3 separate regions of the Homo sapiens genome follow, and all the other regions are linked to region 2. The links are chromatin loops, found by intact Hi-C in ENCODE. Cell type or tissue: dorsolateral prefrontal cortex. All regions are shown on one strand.

What was found. A loop is a pair of places that touch in the nucleus more often than their neighbours do. Peaks named below come from ENCODE experiments on the same cell type or tissue, not always from the same donor. Only the 100,000 strongest peaks of a DNase experiment are listed, where the experiment ranks them.
Region 1: a loop joins it to region 2, with 5 times the contacts of the local background. A loop is called at or near these places in 9 of 110 quality-filtered maps.
Region 3: a loop joins it to region 2, with 2.8 times the contacts of the local background. A loop is called at or near these places in 3 of 110 quality-filtered maps.

The regions. Positions count from the first base shown.
Region 1 is chr5:178,327,235-178,335,234 of GRCh38, reverse strand. All of the region lies in intron 2 of COL23A1 (collagen type XXIII alpha 1 chain), which reads left to right. Among named protein-coding and RNA genes, the nearest start is that of PHYKPL, 98 kb to the right of the region's middle. RefSeq lists an enhancer at 3,365-3,971. In dorsolateral prefrontal cortex, a CTCF peak has its summit at 3,382; DNase peaks (open chromatin) are centred at 1,785, 3,374 and 4,292; H3K4me3 peaks cover 757 bases; H3K27ac peaks cover 5,064 bases.
Region 2 is chr5:178,276,030-178,284,029 of GRCh38, reverse strand. All of the region lies in intron 5 of COL23A1 (collagen type XXIII alpha 1 chain), which reads left to right. Among named protein-coding and RNA genes, the nearest start is that of PHYKPL, 47 kb to the right of the region's middle. In dorsolateral prefrontal cortex, CTCF peaks have their summits at 3,682 and 3,883 (motif pointing left); DNase peaks (open chromatin) are centred at 828, 2,632 and 3,859; H3K4me3 peaks cover 669 bases.
Region 3 is chr5:178,343,709-178,351,708 of GRCh38, reverse strand. The region is part of intron 2 of COL23A1 (collagen type XXIII alpha 1 chain); the gene reads left to right. It also overlaps the pseudogene MRPL50P3. Among named protein-coding and RNA genes, the nearest start is that of PHYKPL, 110 kb to the right of the region's middle. RefSeq lists enhancers at 1-186, 187-727, 728-1,267, 1,268-1,808. In dorsolateral prefrontal cortex, no CTCF peak of the experiment used is centred here; DNase peaks (open chromatin) are centred at 4,611 and 4,888; H3K27ac peaks cover 3,604 bases.

The DNA.
Region 1 (8,000 bases), 51 kb before region 2:
CTAGAGGGTTTAAAATGTAGCATTCCTGTGAAATCCCACCTTTCATTTTTAATTAGGAAACATTGCTGCTGAACACGCCTCCTTGGTTGGCGCACCAGGGCAGGCCCTCCTCAACTTCCCGTTACTGTGTTTGGTCTGTGGCCCTGAGCCGCTCTGAGACTTCCCACTTACCAGGCTCCCCAGCCTCAGGGCTGCTCTTAGGGACGCCTGTGGTCTCCACCTATGGAGGAAACCCTTCGTGCCTTGAACAGAATGTCGGAACGTGCTCATCAGCCCCATCCAAGTCTGGGGTGTGGGGGAGGCACAGGCTATGTGGTCAGCTGCCTGGATCTGAGGATGTCACCTCATTACCCACTAAGTGTGTGACACTAAGAAAGCCACCTCTTTGGGCCCTGTCATCTTACCTGTAAAATTACTAATAATATTCCCACCTCCTAAGACTTGGCGGAAACGTGTGAGACAACATATGTGAAAATACCCAGACTACACCAGTCCCTTGGTTCGTGTCATCTAGTGGGGTTCGTGTCGCTGTCTTTAAGTGCAGATGGCAGGTAGGTGACAAGACCCATGTAGGTAATTTTCTTGGGAAGTGTCTCTCCCTTGAGATTTCCCATGTGTAAGGGAACACACAACTTGGGGAAATCAAACCATGGGTGCCGCTAGGTAACACTCCCAGCGGGAAGCCCTCACATGTGCAAGCAGTAATCACCGAGTTATGGTCCTCTTTGAAATGCTAATGTGGACTTGTTCCCATGAGCTTATTTCATTTGAGGAACCAGAGGCACGAAGAGGGTGGCCTGTGCCGGCCGGTGCCGCCCGGTGGCCCCCTTCCTGCCCACAAACGGAAATCATTTCTTTCGGCAAAAGGGCAGGATTGGCTTCAGGGGCATGGGCTCGATCCAGGCATGTGCTTTGGGCACGTCATGAGACTGATCTCAGAGAATTGTTGTGGGTCGTCTTGCTGATGTGGACACACCCAGCACTGCGCCGGGCACACAGTGGGAGTTTAATAAACGTGAGGTGAGGCTGCTTAGAGTCTGGGGAACTGAAACGCATCACAGCCGCACTCCAGAGAGCAGGAGGGAGGCAAGTCTGCAGTGGAGGGCAGAGAAGACCCAGGGTACCCTTAGCCCACAGCCTTGAGGACCCGGACATCCCCAGGGCATGGGGTGGAGGACAGGGAACTTGGCTGCAACCTCCCCAGCTACTCCCCTGTGGAGAAAGGGAAAACCTCTCTCCGAAGGTGCACAGGCATTTCCAAGATCTGGAAGGGGGACTGACCAGGGGCTCACGCACTGGACAGTGAGTCCAGCTGCCCCTTGGCTACCTCACGGGCCCTGTCCAGGTCTGGGGACCTCATATCACTGAGACAGGAAGAAGCAGGGTGGATCAGCCTTCCCCGTGCTGCGTTCTCTAAACTCACCCCAACACCCTGTTCTACCAGGATGGATGCTCTTGAGACCCCAGGAGCAGCCCACTTCCTCAGGGGGCCAGTCACAGGCCAGGCTTGTTCTGCAGATGGACGTCCTCCCAGGCCCGGCCTGGGGGCAGAGGCCCTGATGATCACCACCCAGGATGAGGAGCGCCAGGATGGAAGGGTGTGCAGGGGACTGTGGGCGCCTCAAGACTGAAGCCTCGGGTCCAGGAGGCAGGGGATGCCTTTCACAAAGGGCTTGATCACTGGGACCAGGCCGCACAGGCATGTTGCCAGGCAGAGGAGTGAGGACATGAAAGGGCGTGGCTGGGTGGGGAGGCAGCCTGGATAAGGGACAGAGATAAGAACTGTGGGTCCCTGCATGCAGGGATGGTGAGGGAGGACGCTGGATTCATGCCAGGGGCCCTAAGTGCCATCATCAAGAGCTGGAACTTAACCCTGCAGGCCATGGCCACAAAGGCAGCCACAGGCCAAACCCAGACTTGGAAGGTGCTGACCTTCCAGGGCTTTTTTGGCCTGCATGGTGTTTTTTAAAACATGAGTCGGCCGGGCGCGGTGGCTCACGCCTGTAATGCCAGCACTCTGGGAGGCCGAGGTGGGTGGATCACGAGGTCAGGAGTTCAAGCCCAGCCTGGCCAAGATGGTGAAACCCCGTCTCTATTAAAAATACAAAAATTAGCTGGGCACGGTGGCAGGCGCCTGTAGTCCCAGCTACTCTGGAGGCTGAGGCAAGAGAATCGCTTGAACTCGGAGGGTGGAGGTTACAGTGAGCCAAGATCGGGCCACTGCACTCCAGCCTGGGCAACAGAGTGAGACTCCGTCTCAAAAACAAACAAACAAAAAAAAACAAACCATGAGTCAAAAATGAAAAATAAGAGATATTTCACATCAAAATCCCGATGTCTGGCTTCTCTTGAAAAATGGAAAGATCTGGAAACGGTCAGTGTGAACTATCTAGGAGCCACTCCCTCTAGATAGGATATCCCGTCTCCAGGGCATCACAGTCCCCTACTCCTGGTGTCCCTCTGGCCTGGAAGTCGAGCGTCGATCACCATTTACCATGGGGCTTGCATGCTTTTTTTCTAATAAAGGTGACTTGGAACCACATCTCTGTTAAAATCAAACATAGACCAAGTGGGCTGCCTTGTGATTTTAGCTGAACGAGTCTGTTTCTTGTGTCTGTGTAACCTGTGTATCCCTGTAGGCAGCGGAGTTTGAAGCCCTGCCAGGGAGTCATGAAGGAGTTTCTCAGGATTTATAGTTGCAGACGGCAGAATCCACTGCAGCCAGTTTAAGCCAAAAGAAAAAAGGGTAGTGGGAGGTTATTCAGGGGTCCAGAGACCTCAAAGAACAGTGCCTCCAGGAATGGTTCCCAAGCTCTCCTGCCAGATCTGGAAGCTGCCTCCCAGCTGCTGGCTCAGGATCATGCTCTGTCCCCACCCAATTCTGCCGAGTCCGAATCTCACTGAGACACCTCTGATGGGTGGACCGTAAATCACACCTGCATCCTAGCAGCCAAGGCAGCAGGGAAATGTGCAGTGAGTGCTGGAAGGTGGGGCTTGCGCTGTGGAAAGCATCCAGGTGTGGAGAGGGTGACCAAAAGCTGCAGACGACCACTCCAAGCTCTGGAAAGGGAGGTAGCTTTGGTGTCTGGGGGTGTCACCAGCAGGGATCTAGCCACGCCACTCACTTTGCACCCTGGGGTAGTCCCGGAGCAGGACCTTCACACCGCCAGAAGGCTCCTGAGCACACAGTGCCAGGCCCAGCTCAGAGAGAAGGTCACCCCCAGTCTCCCAGCAGCCTCAGAGCCTGGGATGGTCCCTGGCTGGCTAGTCAGCCAGGCCTCCAGCAGCCTCCCGCAGCTGTGCCCACCCTCTAGCCAAGTGGCTTTGCTTGGCTTTTGCGTGCCTTCCTCCTGGCCTGGCCCTGCCGGCTGACTGCCCGGGCTGCCGGTCAGGACAGCTGTGTCACTATTTCGGAACTCTTTGTTCTCTTTGTGGAATTCAGAGGAAGCCTGTGCCAGCTAGGAGACTGGGCTCAGCTATTTCCCAGCAGCTGATAACAGCTGGGATTAAAAGATGAAAAACTCTGCACATGGCCCAGCCCTGCCTGTAACCCAGAAGCCAGGCGCATGTGTCTAAACTCAGGCGCCCTATGGTGTTTACTCCTGCCCCACCCTCCTGTCGGTGGCTGCCTCTGTCCTCAGAGCCTCGCCCTCCCTGCTCCGCACCCTGCCCCGAGGGCCGCGGATTCCTTGGGGACCATTTACAGGGCTCTGAGGCACCTGGCCGGGTGCCTGCTATGCAGGGCATCATATGAGCCTCACAACAATCCAGAAGACAAGTGCCATGTTATGCCCAGTTTACAGATGGGGAAACTGAGCCTCAGGGAGTGTAGGTGGCTTGCCCAGGGCCATGCAGCAGGTGACTGGAGAGCTGGGACCCACCCAGGTGTGTTTGGCCTCAAAGCCTCCACCTTCCATGACCTCACTTTCCTCTGATTTGTAGGCGCTGCAACTGCCTCTGCCAGATATACCCAGAAGGGTCATTTCTGCCTTCCAGGAGGTTCCTTTGACACAGAGCCACCCACAAGCCGCCCAAGCCAGTACCCCAGAAGGGAACATAGCATGACAGCGGAGGCAGTGCCTCTGCCAGCTTGCAACTTGGGGCCAGTCACTCCTTTTGTACTGGGCATTCGTGTTCTCATTTCACTTATTCAGCCAATACTTATGAAGCTCCTACTGTATGCCAGGCACTGGGAAATAAGAGAGACGAGGTTTATCCGGCTGAGAAGTCTGCATTCTAGCAGAATGGAAACATGCAATGAGCCAGGACAGGATGTGACAGAGTGAAGGCGGAGCTTGTTCAGTAGGACTGCCAGTGGGTGCCTCTTTGATGAAGTGACACTGAGCTGAGACCTGAGTGACAAGAAGTAGCCAGGCTGGGGAGTGGGCAGGGCTTCCCAGGCACAGAGCCCACCTGCCCTGAAAGAGGATTGTGCAGCTGGGGTGAAAGAGCAGAGAGGAGGTCCTAGTGGTTCACTGGGTAGAGGGACCTGAAATGAGAACAGAGACGTGTCAAGGGACAGATCAGACAGGGCCACACAGGCCAAGGTGAGGTGGCTGGATCTTTTTTTTTTTTTTTCTTGAGAGAGGGTCTCACTCTGTCACCCAGGCTGGAGGGCAGTGGTGCAATCTCGGCTCACTGCAACCTCAAACTCCTCAGCTCCAGCTATCCTTCTGCCTCAGCCTCCAAAGTAGCTGAGACTACAGGTGCACACCATATATGTACATATATAGTATTTTTTTGTAGAGACGAGGTCTCACCATGTTGCCCAAGTTGGTCTTGAGCTCCTGGCCTCAAGTCATCCTCCCGCCTCGGCCTGTGAACTACTGGGATTACAGGCATGGGCCACAGCGCTCAGCCATAGCTCGATCTGCACCCGTGTGCAGAGGGAGGCTTCAGACGGCTTGACCCAGTCAGGAGGGAGTAACACCACACAGGGTTGCTGTGAGGACTGAGCACCAAATAAACTGAAAGAGGTCAAAGCCGACAGAATACAGTGCGTGTGTGAGTTGAGCCTTCATAAATGGGCAGGAGACCCTAGGCCCTTCTTCTGCAGGGAGGGCAGCAGTCCCAGGGTCCCAGGGGCCCAGGCTTTTCAGGGGAAAAGCCTGCAGGGAGCATCTCTCCCCCCTGAATACTCTCCCTCCTGGGACCTTCCAGCCAGAGGACGCTACCCAGGCCTCCGCCGCCTGGATCTTTCAACTGATGGCGCCATAGTCACAGGGGATGAGGACACCAGGGAGCAGGCCACTGGTAGCTTCCATGTGAGCCTTTCTTTCTTCTTTTTTTTTTTTTTTTGAGACAGAATCTCACTGTGTCATCCACGCTGGAGTGCAGTGGCGCAATCTCGGCTCACTGCAACCTCCGCCTCCCGGGTTCAAGTAGTTCTCCTGCCTCAGCCTCCTGAGTAGCTGGGACTACAGACTCCTACCAGCACGCCTGGCTAATTTTTGTATTTTTAGTAGAGATGGGGTTTCTCTATGTTAGCCAGGCTGGTCTCGCACTCCTGACCTCATGATCCGCCTGCCTCGGCCTCCCGGTCCTGGGATTACAGGCGTGAGCCACTGGGCCCAGCCATGTGTGAGCCTTTCATCCTGCATCCAAGTGTGGGTGGACTGCGATGGCCCAGAGAGAATCTTGAGGGGACAGGTGTGACTCGGGGTCCCTAAGAGCCTGGTGGGTGCGGGGCGTTTTTGGACTTCCCTTGGCCCTACTTCTGGCTGAGAAAACAGTGGCCATTCCTGGTGGGGGTGGGTAGGCATGGGTGCTTTTTGGGGTCTGTGGACTATCTGCCTCCTGGCTGGCAGGGGGAGCCTGGGGCCTGGCTTGTGGAGAGTCTAGGGCTGGCTGACAGACTTGAGGCCCCACTCTCTTCATCTGGCTGGGATGCAGTGGGAACTGGGGCCCCGTCCAGTTGTCTGAGCAATGGAAGCCGACTCGGGTGAATTCGAAAGTCAGACAAAGCGGATTTCCATGTTGGCTGGGTCATCTGCAGAAGAAATCAGATACAGTAGTTTTCACCTGGGAATAAATTTGTTTCACGAAATTTGGAAATCAATTTGGCAGTGAACTTTCTAGCAGGCTATGGGGGACAGTGAGCAGAAAATCCAGCTGACACTTGAAACCTGAAATTGGCCACCTGGAGGGGGGCTTTCTGCCTGACAAAGGGGCTTTGAGCTGCCAGAGCTGACAGTGCTCGTTGGCTGGGGAGCCTGAGGTCTGATCCAGCACCCCCAAAGCTAGAGCCTCCCGGGGTTGGCTGTGTTCGTGCCCATTTCTGTATCGGCAGGTAGCCCTCATTGTCTGCTTCTCAGCATTCTTATTGTTGCTGGTGTTTCCTTTCCTGACCTCTCTGCCCTTCTGGAAGTAGTGAAAATGAATTTGTACATTCAGTCTCCACCCTTAACTACCAGGCTCCTCTTATTTTTCTAATAGACCCCTTGCGTTACCTCTATAACCGTCTAGAACTAACGTTGACGGGGGTTGGTTTAGGTTGTGTGTCGGCACCAAACAGTACATTGTCATCTTTTTTTTCGAGTAATTAGTTGAGCATGCACCCCCTTAAACGAAAGACTTCAGTAGAGGCTTGAACACAAAATGACTCCTTCCTTTCTGAAGCATAGTTTTGAGGGAAAGCCTTACTTTATACTCAGCCATAATGCTAACAGCTGCTCCCTAAGAAAGCCATGAATAGACCCATTTCACAGGTGGGAAAACTAAGGCCCAGAGCCGTTGAGTTACCCAAGTTCGTGGGAATAGCCTATGAAAGAGTCAGGATTTGTACCTGGGTCTCTCTTTACCAGGCTGCTCTGCGCTAAGAAGGTGGCCGTGGACTTTGGTTTTGTTCCTCTAGTGGAGACTGGCCTGGCTAGTGTTAGAAAGGCCCCTTGGATGAGGATCAGGGAGAGGCTGGATGGAAAGAGCAGAGCCTGGGGGAAGGGAGGCCCAGAGGTGAAAACGCAGTGGGGCGTGTGGACAGGGACAGGGGGGATGAGGAACAGGAAATTCAGTGGGGACGTGTGGGAGTGGATGGCAGGAAGGATGGCCCCAGACATTCGCCGTGGCAGAGGAGGAACCCTTGGCCAAAGGGCAGAGGGGCCGCCCTGCCCTCCGCACCCAGGCAGGGAGGCTGGGTCTGCCAGCTCCCAGGGTTCTTGGTTGGACCGTGCCGCTCTCCACAGGATCCAGAGCCCAGGCCTGGCCAGAGCCTGGAATTGGGCACGCACAGTCTCTGCTCTGCAGGCAAGGTCCTCGTTGTCAGTCCTTCAGCCCTAGCTGGGAAAGCGAGGTGCTGAGACACAGCAGGGCTTGCCGGGGTCCTTTGAGCACTCAGTTTCCCACACAGGGAGAGCAGCTTGTCTGCCAGGACTGTTCGGGTAGCTCTGAGCTGTGTGGGGCGCAGGGAGAGTCCTGACCCCAAATAGTCGGACCTAGGTCCTGAACACCCAGGAGGCCTTCAGAGGGGAGCAGGTAGCCCAGTGGTTGGTGCTGTCCTGAGGGCCACATGCACTGTCTGCACCCCTGGACAGAGGGTGCAGAGGGCCACGTGCACTGTCTGCCAGTGTTCAGACTCCAGCACGTGGGCTCTGCTGCGCCTCACCCCTCCAGTCGCCTGAGCCCCGGTCTCCTCCACCGCAGAGTGGACCTGGCAACACCGGCCCCCCAGGACTGCTGTAGGAATCACTAAGGGAGTGGCGAGTCTGAACCAGCCCATTCCAGAAGACCATTCCTGGCAGATAAGGTCTCCAAGGCCCTGGAGTGGCCATGAAGTCTGATCTACCCCAGGTGGCTGCCTCACTGGTTCTGGGAGACAGGGAGAGGTGGGCAGGTTTTCCATAGGTGTTTTCCGTAGCCCCTTCTGTACCCAGAATTGTTCCCAGGCATCAGCGCCCGTTTCCCGACACCCAGGGCACCTGCACGTGTCTCTAATAGCGTTTCCCACACTGTGCTGTAATTGGCTGTTTGCATCTTATCTCCCAGATTATTGTGAGCTACTCAAG
Region 2 (8,000 bases):
CTCAGAAATAGGAGGCTTGGCTGTGTTCAACAAATCTGGTGGGTGTCATACCCTGGCCTGGGCACTGGGGTGGCACAAAGATGGATCAGGCCCAGTCACAGTCTTTAGAGAACCATATGGGAATGGGAGTTTGCCCTGGGATAGAGAGGAATGAATAATTAGAAGCTCAATGTCATCTTCCCGGAGGTATCTTGTTTATCATGAGCGCTTTTTCCTCTCTAAACTGTGGCATCTGACTAAGATGAAACCACCTGTCACTCATGCAGGGCTTAATCTTGCCTGAACTTTGACTTACACAGAAAACATTAGACTTTCTCATCATCTCCTATTTACAATGTCACAATGTTTGCTTTTCCTCTTCTTTGGTAGTTTGATTGTCTTAACTCTTAACATTAAGCTTTAGTGACTTTCTGGTTTGTTTTACACATTCAGAAAGCTATTTAAACATTTCTTCGATATCATTTAATGTACTTACAAGAGAATAAAACAAGGATGTGATGAGAGTGTTGGCTGGGTGAATGGACAGGTATAATTTGGATTAAATAATCAGAAGGTTCTTGAGGAAAGTAACATTGAAGTGAGATTTAAATGATGAAAAAGCTGCAGAGATCTTGGGGGAGATCCCGGCAGAGGAAAAAGCAAGTGCACAGGTCATGAAGTTGGAGCAAGCTTTGTGTGTTCAGGTACACTCAAGGTCAGTGTGGCAGGAGTGAGTGAGCAGGTGACAGGAAACGATAGGAAGTGAAGCCAAAGAAGCTCCCAGAGCTGCACCAAGTAGAACCAAGACAGAGGCGAGGGCTGGGGGATGGAACTTGACTCTGTGTTTATAGAAATCACTTGTCCCGGCCGGGCGCGGTGGCTCACGCCTGTAATCCCAGCACTTTTGGAGGCCAAGGCGGATGGATCACTTGAGGTCAGGAGTTCAAGATCAGCCTGGCCAATACGGTGAAACCCTGTCTCTACCAAAAAAAATAAAAATAAAAATACAAAAACTAGCCAGGTGTGGTGGTACATGCCTGTAGTCCCAGCTACTTGGGAGGCTGAGGCAGGAGAATCACTTGAACCCAGGAGGCAGAGGTTGCAGTGAGCCAAGATTACGCCACTGCACTCCAACCTGGGTGACAGAGCAGAGCGAGACCATGTCTCAAAAAAAAAAGAAAAAAGAAAAATCACTTGTCCCCAGAGATAGACTGCCAAGGGGTTGGAGATCCCCCACTCATGGTGCTTCCTTTGGGAACAGAGAAGAAAAGACTGTCACCCTTCATCTCCCAAAGCCCTTCCAATGTGCCAGGGAAGCAGGTGCAAGTATTGAGTGCTTGCTGGGTGCGCACTCATGCATGCCGTCTCACCATGGGAGGCTAGTGGTTTCAACCCTACCTGACAGATGAGAAATCTGAGCTCAGAGGGTGACAGGACTTAGCTGAGACACACGGCCTGCTTGCATGCCAAAGCCTGGATTAGCACCCAGGCTATGTGACCCTACTCCCTCACACCAACCAGCCAGCCTCTCAAGCTGTCTACAGTAGCAGGGCCGGGGCCAGGATGGGCTGCTTATTGGCAGGAGAGTGCTTCTCAGACCACCCCCAGAAACACATACTTGGAGAGGATGTTTGGTTTCTCCTGCTCATACCTGTCTGTATCCAGCCCTGCTGCTCCCTTCCCAACTATTGTATTCCACCCCTGGTATCAAAGTGTTAGGATGCTTTCCTGCTTTACGAAAAAAGAAAAACAAAAACTAAGTCTAACTTAAACTTAAAAGTCCATTTCTTCATTTCACCTCCTCTCCTATTCCTCATTCATACCTCCGTGTCATAGCCGTTATTAGAAATTAGGAAGAATTTCTAAATCTTCCCCTGGTAATGAAATGTCCAGTTCTGTATCACTGTGCAGGGTGTCCCTGCAGAGGAGCAGCTGAACGGAGCAGGGCATGCTCAGCCTGGGCAATATGGCAAAACCCCATCTTTTTTTTTTTTTTTTGGAGACAGTGTCTTGCTCTGTCGCCCAGGCTGGAGTGCAGTGGCATGATCTCGGCTCACTGTAACCTTCGCCTCCTGGGTTCAAGTGATTCTCGTGCCTCAGCCTCCCAAGTAGCTAGGATTACAGGTACGCACCACCACGCCTGGCTGATTTTTTTGTGTTTTTAATAGACACAGGGTTTTGCCATGTTGCACAGGCTGGTCTCAAACTCCTGAGCTCAGGCAATCTGACCACCTCGGCCTCCCAAAGTGCTAGGATTACAGGCATGAGCTGCCAATCCTGGCCGAATCCCCGTCTGTTTTAAAAAATAAAATTTTAAATCAATCAATTAATTATTAAAAAGTAGAAAAGGCCTCCTTGGCTACAGGGCAGAAACTGGAGGAAGGGGTGCGGGTAGGAGGCGGTTGCACTAATTTGCTGGTGAAGCCTGAATGACTAACAGAAACGAGGGCTGGCAGGCGTCACAGGTCAGCTCTGAGCACACCCAAAACCACACGCACGGCACCTCCTGGGCCCCGGAGCGCCGTGCCCAAGCCCCTCTGGAGTCGAGGGAGCGGTGACTGCACTTCATCTCCGGCCTCAGTCCTGGGAGCAGCGACAGCCGGGGCCCCAGGGGACTGCGAGAGCTCTGGGCTGAAATGTGGTCTGTGAGACGGGGCCTCGGCCTGGGACCAATTTTGAAATGAAGGACTCGGATGGACGGTTTGGAATTAATCAAGTGAACAAGAAAGGCCCATGGAGCACCGCACGTTCACACGCTCTCTTGCACTCTTGTAGTTCAAAAACAGCTTTGATTATAAAAATGTAATCAGTTAAACGATTTATCTGAAATATCCCAAATTCATCTGTTTTTAGATTTCAACATCCTCCATCTCATTTCCGTCTGACCCCTACAGTGCCACCCCACAATCCCCAGATTCTAGTGAAGCTGAGACCGGATGAAAGCCGACTCCGGAGTCCCTGATAATGGCACGCAGACTGGAACCTCAGGGAGATGCAACCAGGGCCACCATGCTGGCCGTTCTCCCCAGGGCCCTAAGTCTCTTGAGTCCAGCCTCTTGTCTTGGTCCAGCACTGTGTCCCCAGTGTCCCCGTGAGTGTCCCATGTGGGGCAGCCCATTCACAGGAGGCGGCCACCCCAGGTCAGTGGGGCCCGAGCTGCTGCTCCGCCCTCGGCTCCCAGATGCCTCCTGTATCTGCTGCAGTTTTTTGCATCCTCCTGGCAGCAGCCCAGGTACCTCCTGTCCACACCTAGCTCTGGGAGGAGACTTAGCAGGGACAGCAGTGTAGGGGGCCCAGCAGAGGGGGTTGGTCCTGCGCTTTGCTGTTTTGCCTGTGATATGTTTGCAGCGTGGTCACTGGCTGGAACCGCCTCCCACTTCCCCAGGCAACAGACCAGCCCCACAGCATCCTCGCCCCATCACATGGAAGAACATGTTCACAGACCTGCACAAAGTCACCGAGCCAAGCCCAGGTCTTCGAAGCAAATAGACTAAAGAGAAAGCAGTGATTTTGGTATGAAGCTGCCCCCGACCAGGACCCAGGGCTGGCACGATGTCCAGCCCATGCAGTGGAGACAGAATGGGCCCAGGGGTCTATAGTCCATGTGGCCTCAGGCACGTCCCTGGCCCCGCCAAGCCTCGGCCCCTTCAGCTATTGGGGGAACCAAGGAGATGACGCAGGAGAGCTTCAGAGTTGGGCACACGGACTGGGTTCAGGGACCGTTCCCACTGCTCTGTCCATTACCAATGCCAGCCAGGGAAGCCTGTGAGGCTGAAGGCGCCCCTTTTGGGCCTGCATCCTCAATGGCCAGCGTCCTGGCTGATCGCCCAGGCTGTGGCCCGAGGGCGGGAGTCCAGCGCAAGAGTCCGCCAGGGCTGGAGGCAGCCTTCGGCAGGTCAAGCGCGCCCTCTAGTGTTCCCTGGCCGGGCACGAGAGCCAGCAGGATGGACGTTCATTCAGAGAATCGTTCCCTTCACCGTTGTTGATCCATTCAGCGGGTATTTACTGTGTTCTCGTTATGTACGAGGCGCTTCGGCATTTGGGATACGGTAGCAGGAAACACATCCAGGGGTCCCTCCCCACTTGGAGCCTGTGGTTGAGTGGCAGACAGAACAAAAAACTCCCACAAATTCCAGCTTCACTATGCCTCGTGGCCAGGGCTAGGAGGCGGGGCTCCCGTTACCCAGACCTGGCCTGGTGGGGGTCAGGGGCACCGCCTTGAGGAAGGGAGGTGTGAGTCGAAGTCAGAAGGTGAAGAGGATGCTGATAAGTGGGGAGTTTCAGGGGGAACATCCAGAGAGGGTGCACCCAAGATGGGCCGGGATGGTAAGGGCGTAGGGGGAGGTGAGAAGCCTGTGTCCCTGGAGCACCCAGCCTTGAGGAATTGGCCATCTCTTGTCCACTCTGGAGTTCCACCCCGGGTGGCTGGACAAAGGGGCCCACAGCCCCACCCACCCAAGCTGAGAGCCCTCCCTGGGCTGGAACCTGAGGCCTCGTCTTCCCAGCCACGTGGAGGTTCTGGGCACAATTGAACCAGGCGCTGCAAGGTGGAGGGTCTAGCCTGAGAAGGACCAGGCTTAAACAAAATCTTTGCAAACCCCTCAGTCTGCCCGGGGAGCAGTGAGTTCCACATCACCAGGGGTGTGCGAGCCAAGGCTGCACATCCTCCGGTCAGGAAGGGCATCTGTGGTGGGCACTGGAGCCATGTGGCTGGTCACTGTGGGAGGAGAGGTGGCAGGAAGACAGAGCAGTGAGTCCATAAGTGAGAAACTGGCGGGGGCGGGAGCTGAAGAAGGCTCCTCAGAAGAGGTGACACGTGAGTCTGGAAGGAGGCGCTCAGGAGGAAGAGGTTGTCCTTGAATGCCAGGCCAGGGGTACAGCTTTGCCCTGAGGGCAGTGGGTGAGGGTGTGCCAGGTGCTACAGCAGCCAGAGGAGGGGCAGTCAGCAGGCAGGGCACAGGGCTCGAGCAAAGCTTTGGGCTGGTGTCCTGGCCTCTCCGAGCTCCAGATCTTCATCTGTGAAATGGGGATGATGAGGCTTCTGCCTGGCCGGTCTGTGGTCAGGGCCAGTGACATCTAGATAGGGAGGGAAGGGCCCACATTGCTTCAGCTCCACTCTGTTCCCTGGCTTCATTTACCCCAGGGCTGGCCCAGCGCGTCACAGCTGCTCTCATTAACCCACCCTTCCCCTGCTGCCTGCTGTGAGCCCAGATCCAGGGAGCCATTCCATCCGCAACACACTCAGTTTGCAGAGGAGGAAACGCGCTCCAGGGAAATTCAGCAGCTCACTCCCAGGTCTACGGGGCAGGACCTCATCATCAGGATGTACCCTGCTCCTTCACTGTGCAGGAAGGATGGGTATGTGGGGCAGGAGGTAGGGGGCCTGGCGGAGGCTGGCCCAGGAGGGTGGGAGGACTGGAGAGATGGACCTGAGCTAGAATTGCAGGCTCACGGGCTCACTGACGCTTGCAGCCGCCGGCAAGTGAGAAAATAGATGAGGCTGGTTGGGCGCAGGAGAGCAGAGAAAACGGCAGGGCCTGGGGTGAATCGGGGCACCCGCCCCATCGGGGTGCAGTTCCGCACATGCAGTCATCACTACCACATCTTCCAACATTTCCAGAGAAGCTGGAAATCCAAATTCTATAAAAATCCTTTGCATTTTTAAGGGTTTCAACCAGTTCTTTACCAGTGGGTGACAATTGTCTGTGGAAACCAAGGAGGGCCCACCCCACAGCCTAGGGGGCAGCTCTCAGGGAGGCTGGGAAACCAACCATGCCCCAAGGGTGGGGCAGGAGGGCAGAGCTTGGCCTGGGCATGGTCCAGGGGCCACAGGGCGAGGCAGAGTGACTGCAGCTTCAGTGTGTGCTGCGAGCTGTCCTGGTCACGCTGTCTCCCTCTAGACTGCCTCGTGGAGTTTGGCCACGCTGTGGCGGTCACCCTTCTGTGAAGGTCACACTTCCCGTCAGCTGCTGCTCCCTACTCTGGATTTCCACCCCATCCACGGCTGGCACCAAAATGAGCTGATGGTGTGTTCCCCCAGACTTCCTTCCACCAGAACAGCCCTCTGTGCCTGAGCTGGTGACCTGGGCAGCTCAGTCAGACACATCCCGGCCCGCCGGTCCCATCCTCCATCCTCCCTCACCCCACGGGGGTCAAGCTCTTTCCTCTCTGCCACCTTAATGAGGAACAGTATTTTCTGATACCTGACAGGGTAATCATGTCTCTCCCCACCAGTCATGGGCAAATGTGTCATTTCAGCAGGTATTTTTGGGATCGGTTCAAAGGCACAGTGCTGTAAACACCACCTCTGCTAGCCATGATGTGTGACATGGACATACATGTAATTACTTCCAGCACACTCAGGCATCACCGAGCAGGTCCTCTCCCCAAAATAGAAGCCAGCCGGTTTCACAGCCTCACAGCATCATAGAGCTGAAAGGGCCCTGGGAGACTTTCTAGGCCAAGGGTTACAAATCAGATGCCCTGCAGAGCTGGCGAGTCACCTCGCCATGGGCAGCAGGCTAGGCGTGAGACCACAGGGAAGGGTGGAGCCTGTGGACCAGGGTCTGCGAGATCTCCCGGCTTTTCAAGAAAAGCCCAAACTCTGGACGTTTATGTAAAAGGTTGCAATTTTTAAATGTGACTAATTCATTTGGTTTGGGGTTCTTTGTTTTTTTGTTTGTTTGAGACAAAGTCTCGCTCTGTCACCCAGGCCGGAGTGTAGTGGTGCCATCATAGCTCACTGCAGCCTCAACCTCCACGGTTTAAGCAATCCTCCTGCCTCAGCCTCCTGAGTAGCGGGAGCTACAGGCATGTGCCACCACACCCAACCTTTTTTTTTTTTTTTTTTAGAGATGAGGTCTCACTATGTTGCCCAGGCTGGTCTTAAACTCCTGAGCCAGGGTAATCCTCCTACATTGACCTTCCAAAGTGCTGGGATTACGGGCATGAGCCGTTATGCCCAGTCTGGGTTCTTTTAACTGCACGGATCAAATAAAACCTGGCTCCCAGAAAGACATTGCCCAATTCCAGCCCCTCACACTACAGATGAGCAGCACAGAGGGCAGCAGCCCAAGCAAGGCCAAGGAGCACATGAGGGGCAAGTCTCTGACCTTGGTGCAAGCGCTTGGGACCCCACCCAGCTGAAGCTCCTACAGTTTGCTGAGTTGAGGTGCATAGGTCACTACAGAGCCCACTCTACAAAATGCCCTAGGTCCCAGGAAGAAGTGCTCCAGGAGGAACATTGTGCCACCCTCAAGGCACCAGCAACAGCTGGGCTGAACCTAACTTTGAGGGTCTTTTCTTCCTTTCCCTAGCACAAAGAATTTGAGTTTGGGAAATTGCTAAGCCCCGGACAGTCTTGCTGCAGCCCATGTGTGTACAAAGAGCCTAGGCTGAGAAATCAGAACCGTATGGTGCTGACCCGCCCTGAAGGGGGCTGCCCACCCACCCCTTATCCACCAGCCGGCTCTAATGAGAGCTGGGAGGAGGCTCAGGGAACCTTCACACAGGAATGTGCACTTCCCAGGCTGGGACCTCAGGCCCCACCAGCCTTGTAATTTGATGAATTGTCAACATCTGGGGTGTAATTACTAGGTCCTGGCCTGATAATCCTGGTAAGCCCTTCTTCCAGGGGCCTTGTCCTAGTGCATTTTGAGGGCTCCGTTCCCTCACAGGAACCGTCAGCATTAATTACAGCCAGAAAGCAAGACAGGCCCCCAGCTCTGGCCGATTTGAGCGTTTACTCCTGTCTGCTTCTAAACGCGGCCAGTTTATTTGTTTGGTTCAGTTCAGCAGATGCTGGAGCCGATCTTGGGGAGTGCTGGGCCGCAGTCAGGAGGACAGGGCCAGCCCTGGACCTTTCCCTAACATAGAGCAAGAAGAGCAGCACAGGCTTTTCCCGGCAGATGAGCATCAAGACACTCCAGGGATGGAGCCACCATACTCCACATCCCGAATGTACTTCACCAGGAAACCTCCCCTCTGTAGCCACACGGTTATAGGACCACCAGTTTCAAATG
Region 3 (8,000 bases), 68 kb before region 2:
GCCCAGAGGCTGTGCACCAAGAAATCAGCACTGTCCCCAGCAGGATCCAATCTGAGATCCCCAGATGACCCCAAACCTTGCCCCGGCCTGCGCTGCTACCTCGTGTCTCCCCCACACTCCAGACGCTGTTTTCTGTCTCATCCTTCCTGTTAAAGAAACAGTGGGCCGAGTGCGGCCTCACTGGCCCCTGGGGGTCCTGTGGCAGCTCACCAGCCCTGGGGGTCATTTCTCTGCTGGCTGTTTTCACTGAGCTCCCAGTTCCCTGGGCAGAGGCTGCTGAGACAGGTCCCCAGCAAGGCTCGCCAAGGCACCAGTCACACTGTGCACACCCGTTATTGCTCATCCAAAGGTTTGCTTCTACAGCGGGAGAAAATGTGGTTCCTGCTCCCCGTCCTCATCCGCCAGGTAACTGCCAGCACGGGAGGCTGAGCCTGCTCTCCCTCACTCCTCCTCTTGCTCCCTTTCTCCCCACCTAGATCTTTCTCTAGAGCCAGAATCCCCCTGCTCACCTCCAGAGCCAGTTGCAGCTGCACCTCATTCATCGTGAGCGTCCTGACACTCAGAGGCCCGTCTCCGTGTCTCTTGCTGGGCATGAGTGCTGTGCCACCCCGCGGGGACAGTCAGTGGAGCTGCGAAGCGTGACTTTCCTGCCTGAGCAGCCCCGGGGCTTTGGCCTTCTCAGGGTCGGCAACCCCAGGAGACCACCCCCGCTGGCCCTGTCCTTGATGTCAGGTAGGAAGTGGTCCCTCCCTGGTTGGGAGGATTCCGGCCTGGGACATGACTGTTGGATAGATAGCTGCTGTCAGGCCATTCTGCACCTCGGTTTGTTAAAAGTGAAGATCAACATAGCTGGCCCAGAGTCAGGAAGAGAGGCTTGCGTGCTGCAGGGAAAGGCCCTCGGACAAGAAAAGTGACGCAGCTTCAGTCAAGGCCAGGGGAGTAGAGCGGGCAGGCCACACACAGGGCCTAACGGGCTGGCACAGCAGCAGGGCTGCCCAGGGTCTCGGGCAGCCTGGTCCCATTAACAGATGCCCCCCAGCAAAATGAATCACTCCGCCTTCAATGCTGTCATTGCAACATATCCACACTTCCTCTGTGGCTCTTGGAACCCGGGGTTATAATTATCTGGTGAGGAATCCTTGGGGCAGCCACACGCTACCTGTGCCAGATTCCTCCTGATTGCTCCCCACATTGCAGAGTCCTGACATCGCGCTGGGCCCAGCCACCCCTCTGTTCATCCAGCCTTGCTTCCTGACGGCCCTGCCCTAGATGCCGTGCTGGGTGCTGGAGTGCCATGCCGGCCACTCCCCAACTTCACGCAGCCACACAGCCAACTTGCTGTGTACCAGGCACTGTGCTGGCTGCTGGGACCCTAAAAGAGCTGTCAGAGGGTGAGCTGATGATATCCAAGCGCAAAGGACTGAAATGGAGAAATAGAAGCACGCTTCAGAGCCAGGCAGGGCTGGGAGCAAGAAGGAACAGAGAGGGGCATGACCAGGTGGGCGTCCTGGAGGAGGTGGCATGGGTGCTCGGCCCGAGGACTGAGTAGAAGCTGACTGCGTGGGAAAGTGCTCAGTGTAATTGTAGGCAGGGGAAGAGCATGGCACAGGCTTGGTGTCCCTGGGCACAGCCAGCTTGCATTGTAACCTGGTTTTAGGGTGCCTGGAGAGGGGGCACAGAGGGCCTGAGGACCTTGAAGGCCAGGAGACTTGATAGGACCCGAGACCCTGGGTGCACATGCACTGGTGCCTCATTGTAGGTGGGAATTTTCCCAAGTCCTGCCCACCTTCTCCAGGCCTGGGAGGGAGAGAGTACCCCAGGGAGGTACCAGAGGTCCCCCTCCAGTCAGGGGCCACTGCAGGGGGCGGCCTCCTCTAGATCACACCCACTAGTGGAGCTGAAGCCACACAGACCTCCCCCCACTCTCACCCCTGCAAGGAGGAGCCTGGGGCCCAGGTGAGGGTTGGGGGACCCCAGTAGGACTTGGTCCATCATTCATTCACTCAGTCAACACTCTGGTGTGGAGTCCATCTTCTTGGGGCTCCCCCCAAGGGAGACAGAAGACAAAAAAAAAGGAAAGCCTCCCATTACATTGGACGGTGATAGTGCCGTGGAAAGGTGAGGCAGGAAGCGGGAGGCACGGGAGGCCAGGCGTGGGGCGTGGGGGGTGGCCCTGCCTAGGGAGGGCCAGGTGTGGGGCATGGGGGATGGGCCCGCCTAGCGGAGGGCCGGAGGGGACCAGCCACTTTTGTCTGCTGCCAAATCTATTGTGACTTTAATAAAGTGAGAAAGGAAGCCAGTCACAGCATCACCCGGGTTATCAACACCGGTGTGATTCTCCTGGGCACCCGCCGCAGTGGGCCTCTGCCTCCTGCCAGTCCTCAGTGGGGAGGGGCTTCCTACCCCGACCTCTGTCACATCTTTCAGCTCTGGTTCCCCTCACCCAGCTGCCTGTGCCCCTGTTATTTCTCTGGTCTCAACTCATTGCTGGTTTTTACCTTGGGGGGAAAAAAATCCAAGCATGGAAGCCTCTTAATACAAACCAGATGAGGGGCTGGTAACAATGTTTTTCTCCGCATCAATCATCCGAGTTCTCGCTGTGCTGAGAATTTGGTAAGCCCTCGTCGGCTCTACCGAGAATCCCTTCCAGACTGCCCGGCAAGACGCAGGAAGACAATGCCGCCTTCTGTGTTAAGTTGAGCAGAGCACCTTTGCACATGTGTTCACCCCACTCCTGCTTGGGTTCAGGTGGGATTTGGGGGTCGGCCTGTGCTGCTGACGCGGGTGGGGGAGGCTGACCCTCTGCAGTGGGACGAGCTGCAGCCCTGAATTTGATCTCCCTCCCTGCTGGGGGGTTGGCCTGGGCCGTGTGCAGAGAGTGGCTGGGCCTCAGATGGAAGGGCTGAGGAAGGGCTGGATTCAGAGCAGGTGGAGTGGCAGGACCCAGGACCTCTTGGAAGTCCCTCCCTAAATCAGACTTAGGAAGGTGGGAGCCACTGGGCACCCATGGGGGCCTGGTCCTGGGAAGGGGCTCTGCAGACCCCTTTCCCCTCCTGAGGCAGAATGCTCTGCAGCCAGGCAGGGAGCTCAGCCCAGAAGCCAGGTAGTAAATGGGCGTGAGGCACTTTGTTAGCAGGGAAGCCGCTGTGAGGGTATGCCTGCTGGCCCAGCGCCGTTCGGAGCCCTGAGGCCACACACCCAACCCTGACTGCCAAGGGAGGTAGCCATGAACATGGAAAAGGACCAGAATGCAGCATGACAGGGCTGCGGTGGGGGTGGGGGAGACAGGATGGGGCCTTGACCCTGCCAGGGGCAGTTTAGGGTGGCCTTCTGCCTGAGGTGTCCCCTCCTCAGTAAGAAAAAGCCATTAGCAATGAGGTAGAGGAGGGGTTCTTTTCAGCAAAATAATGAGAAGAAAGCAGGTGATCATAGCCCAGAGTCGCCCCGAGTGCGTGGGAACACAGAGGTCCCTGCAAGAGGCAGAGCTGCTGGGAAGAGCCCGCCCAAGCCCTGGGCGGCAGGTGGAGAGGCCAAGGCAAGGCCAGTCGGGGGGCGGCGTCAGGGCAGCTGGAGCTGGATGGGAACAGGGGCGGGGGTGAGGTCACAGGCCATCAGGAGGCACATGGAGGCATGCGAGACCCCGAGGGGCACTGCTGGGGCTGGGAGGCATGAATCCAGGACAGGGGAGGATGATCAAAGTTCTAGACCACTCCTCTAAGTTTCTAGAACTGTGCTAGCCTATATGGTAGTCACTAGTCCGTGTGGCTATTTAAATTTATTCTTTGTTTTTTTTTTGTTTTGTTTTTTTGGGTTTTTTTTTTTTTTTTTTGAGACAGAGTCTTGCTCTGTCACCAGGCTGGAGTGCAATGGCGCAATCTCGGCTCACTGCAAGCTCCGCCTCCCGGGTTCAAGTGATTCTCCTGCCTCAGCCTCCCGAGTAGCTGGGATTATAGGCGCCCGCCAGTGCGCCCAGCTAATTTTTGTACTTTTAGTAGAGACAGGGTTTCACCATGTTGGCCAGGATGGTCTCGATCTCTTGACCTCATGATCCGCCCGCCTCAGCTCCCAAAGTGCTGGGATTACAGGCGTGAGCCACCACGCCCGGCCCTATTTTTTTTTTTAATAGAGATATAACACAACATAAAATTCACCATTTAAAGTGTATGACTCGGTGGTTTTTAGTGTATTCACACACTGTGCAGCCGTCACCACTGTCTGATTCCAGAAAGTTTCCATCACCCCAGAGAGAAGCCCTGGCAATCCCTCCCCATACCCCTCCCCCCATGCCCGTCCCCCAGGCTCTGGCATCCCCGTGTCTACTTCTTTCAGTCTCTCTGGATTCGCCTGTTCGGGACATTTCCTGTGAGTGGAACCATACACAGTGTGGCTTTTTTCACCTAGCACGTGTTCAAGGTTCATTCGTGGCTATTTAAATTTAAAAAGTTAAATGAAAGATAAAATCCAGTCCTTCGGTCACACTGGTCATATTTCAGGTGTTCCACGGCCACCTTTCAGTTTCCGTGTGGGTGGCTCAGCGGACGTTTCCATCCTTGCAGAAAGGTCTCGGGCCAGTGCGGCTCCCAGTGCCTCAGTGCGCGGTGAGGACAGGGAGGGAGGGGGAGGCGGCCTCAAGCAGGGCCACCAGACCCTGCTGGGCCTCACCCTGCTCACCAGATGGGCATGGACTCAGGTCCCCTTTTCAGGTCCCTGGAGGCCGTAAGGAGACCCACCAATGATTTTTGCTGTTTCACAACCTCTGAGGAAAATCATGCCTTGGTGAGGTATCAGCCTCCCAGGCCAACCCAAGGCTGGGTCGCTGGGATTTCCGCTGGAGCTTTATCAGCCCAGTGTGAGGCTGGTGTCTATCTGCAGCCTTCAGAGGCTCCGACGGGCCGCTGCATATGACTCTGATTAATCATGATGGGAAAACAAGTTAGCTGTTGCTACGTAAATGCAGCTTGGGACACATGATCTTTTCGGGGGGAAGGAAAAGAATGAAAAGGGCCCTTGTGTGATTTCAGCATCTACAGGCAACCATTATTAGCATTCTTGTTGATAGCCTTCAAGAGTCAGATTGTGGGGAAGTATGTGAAGGGGCATACATAGAAACATGCATGTATGTATATTAAGACGTATGTACATATGTCTGTTTAACTTCAAAAGATCAATTTGTGGCCAGGCCTGGTGGCTCACACCTGTAATCCCAGCACTTTGGGAGACCAAGGCGGGTGGATCACCTGAGGTCAGGAATTTGAGACCAGCCTGGCCAACATGGTGAAACCCCACCTGTACTAAAAATACAAAAAAATTAGCCAGACATGGTGGCAGGCCCCTGAAATCCCAGCTACTGGGGAGGCTGAGGCTGGAGAATAATTTGAACCTGGGAGGTGGAGGTTGCAGTGAGCCGAGATCGCACCAATGCACTCCAGCCTGGGCGACAGAACGAAACTCCATCTTAAAAAACAAACAAACAACAACAAAAATAAATAAATAATAAATAAATAAATAAAAAGATCAATTTAAACCCATAGCTTTTCTTTCATTCCTGACAATTTACAGCGATTTTTTTTTAACAAATCTACTTTAATTCCAAAAGAAATTAATCTAGAATGGTCAGTAATATACAACATGCTTTTATGTTTATTTTATAGATATCTAATACAAGTTTATTTGTATATGTGCAATGTATAATAACTCTATAACTCTATCTTAGATATGAGTCCTAACAGGATGAAAATATTTTCTTGTAACTACTACTTTATGCCTATGAAGGGTGTGAACTTGCAGTGTCCTCCTGTCTTAAACCCAAGTGAATGACCATGTCCTCCCAAAATTTTTCATAAATTATTAATGATCTAATTTCATTTTAAAATGGTTTCAAAAAGTCCGGGCGCAACGGCTCATACCTATAATCCCAGCACTTTGGGAGGCTGAGGCAGACAGATCATGAGGTCAGGAGATTGAGACCATCCTGGCTAACACGGTGAAACCCTGTCTCTACTGAAAAAAAAAAAAATACAAAAAATTAGCCGGGCGTGGTGGCGGGCACCTGTAGTCCCAGCTACTCGGGAGGCTGAGGCAGGAGAATGGCGTGAACCCAGGAGGCGGAGCTTGCAGTGAGTCGAGATCGCGCCACTGCACTCCAGCCTGGGTGGCAGAGCGAAACTCTGTCTCAAAAAAAAAAAATGGTGTCAGCAAATACGAAAATAGAAAGTCCTGTTATTTGCCCATTCATAATATGAGAAAAAAAAAAGAGATGATACATTTCTCTATAGAACAAGTGTGTTTAGAGAACAGTTCTGGTAGTATTTCACATGGTGAAGTTTCAAAAGGTCTAATAAGCAGGCCCCTTGCTCAGGGAAAAAAATGATTTCAATGTGTTTCTCTTCCGAATTGCTCCAAGTGATTTTCAAACTAGGGGGCAGATTACTGGCACCGAGTTCATCAAATTTAGGTCTGTCTTGAATAGGGACATTATAGAAATCAAGAACATCTCTAACCCCGCACATCTGGTGGAGTCTGGAGTTAGAGACTACGTGACCCAGGCCATCAGCTAAATGTGCCAAGAGATTGAACTTTAGATGACCATCTTCCTGGGAGATGTCGTGCCAATTACCAGGAAGAGATGAACCAAAAGCTTCTTTAACATAAGATTCCAAATGACTCTGGAGATCTCCAGGTGGTGAGTATCCTCAGCTTCATGAGGGTGGACACACTGCAATAGGTTCCTTTTTCACCTCTTCTGTCTCAGCAACCACTGGCACTTTCTCTTTTCTGGATCGAGACCCAAATTCTCTACGTGTTGTCCCTGAGACTGTCCACATGAAGACTCTTCTGGTAATGCCAGACACAGATCGCCCCGCCATCTTCAATGAGATCCATGGGCCTGAGCTACAGTGATCTTAACAAAGAGAAATTTGGAAACTTTCTGGAGGCAACGGGCATACAGTAGGCCCTCTGTTTCAGTAGGTTCTGTGTCTCTGGTTTCAACCAACTGTAGATCAAACATATTAGGAAAAAATGGGTAGTTGTATTTGTATTAAACACAGACCTTTCTTTTTTTTTTGAGACAGAATCTCGCTCTGTCGCCCAGGCTGGAGTGCAGTGACATGATGTCGGCTCACTGCAACCTCCGCCTCCCAGGTTCAAGCGATTCTGGTTGTCCTGCCTCAGCCTCCTGCGTAGCTGGGACTACAAGGGCACGCCACCAGACCTGGCTAATTTTTGTAATTTTAGTGGAGACGGGGTTTCACCATATTGGTCAAGCTGGTCTCCAACTCCTGACCTCAGGTGATCCACCCACCTTGGTCTCCCAAGGTGCTGGGATTACAGGCGTGAGCCACCACGCCCGGCCACAGACCTTTCTTCTTGCCATTATTCCCTAAACAACTGTGTAAAATACAGTGTAACAACTGTTTACATAGCATTTACATTGATTAGGTATCAGAATCTAGAGACAATTTGAAGATGTGTGTAAGCTATGTGCAAATAGGACATTATCTTCTGTAAGGGACTTGAGCATCCATGGATTTTGGTATCTTTTGGGGGTGCTGGATCCAATCCCCCACAGATACCAAGGGATGACCATACTTATATTACTGCAAAATAAAACCAGTTTCTACACGTTCATTTCTTTTCTAAAAGTTCAAGTGATGGGCATAATGTAAAAATTAGGGATAGACAGCTGTCTTGGACTTTTGGAGAAGAGAGAAATTTGGGTTCAGAATGGTCTTTTAAAAAACATTTTAGGCCGGGTACGGTGGCTCACGCCTGTAATCCCAGCACTTTGGGAGGCCAAGGTGGGCAGATCACGAGCTCAGGAGATCGAGACCATCCTGGCCAACATGGTGAAACTCCATCTCTACTAAAAATATAAAAATTAGTGGGCCGTGGTGGCGTGCACCTGTAGTCCCAGCTACTCAGGAGGCTGAGGCAGGAGAAGTGCTTGAACCCAGGAGGCAGAGGTTGCAGTGAGCCAAGATCACGCCACTGCGCTCCAG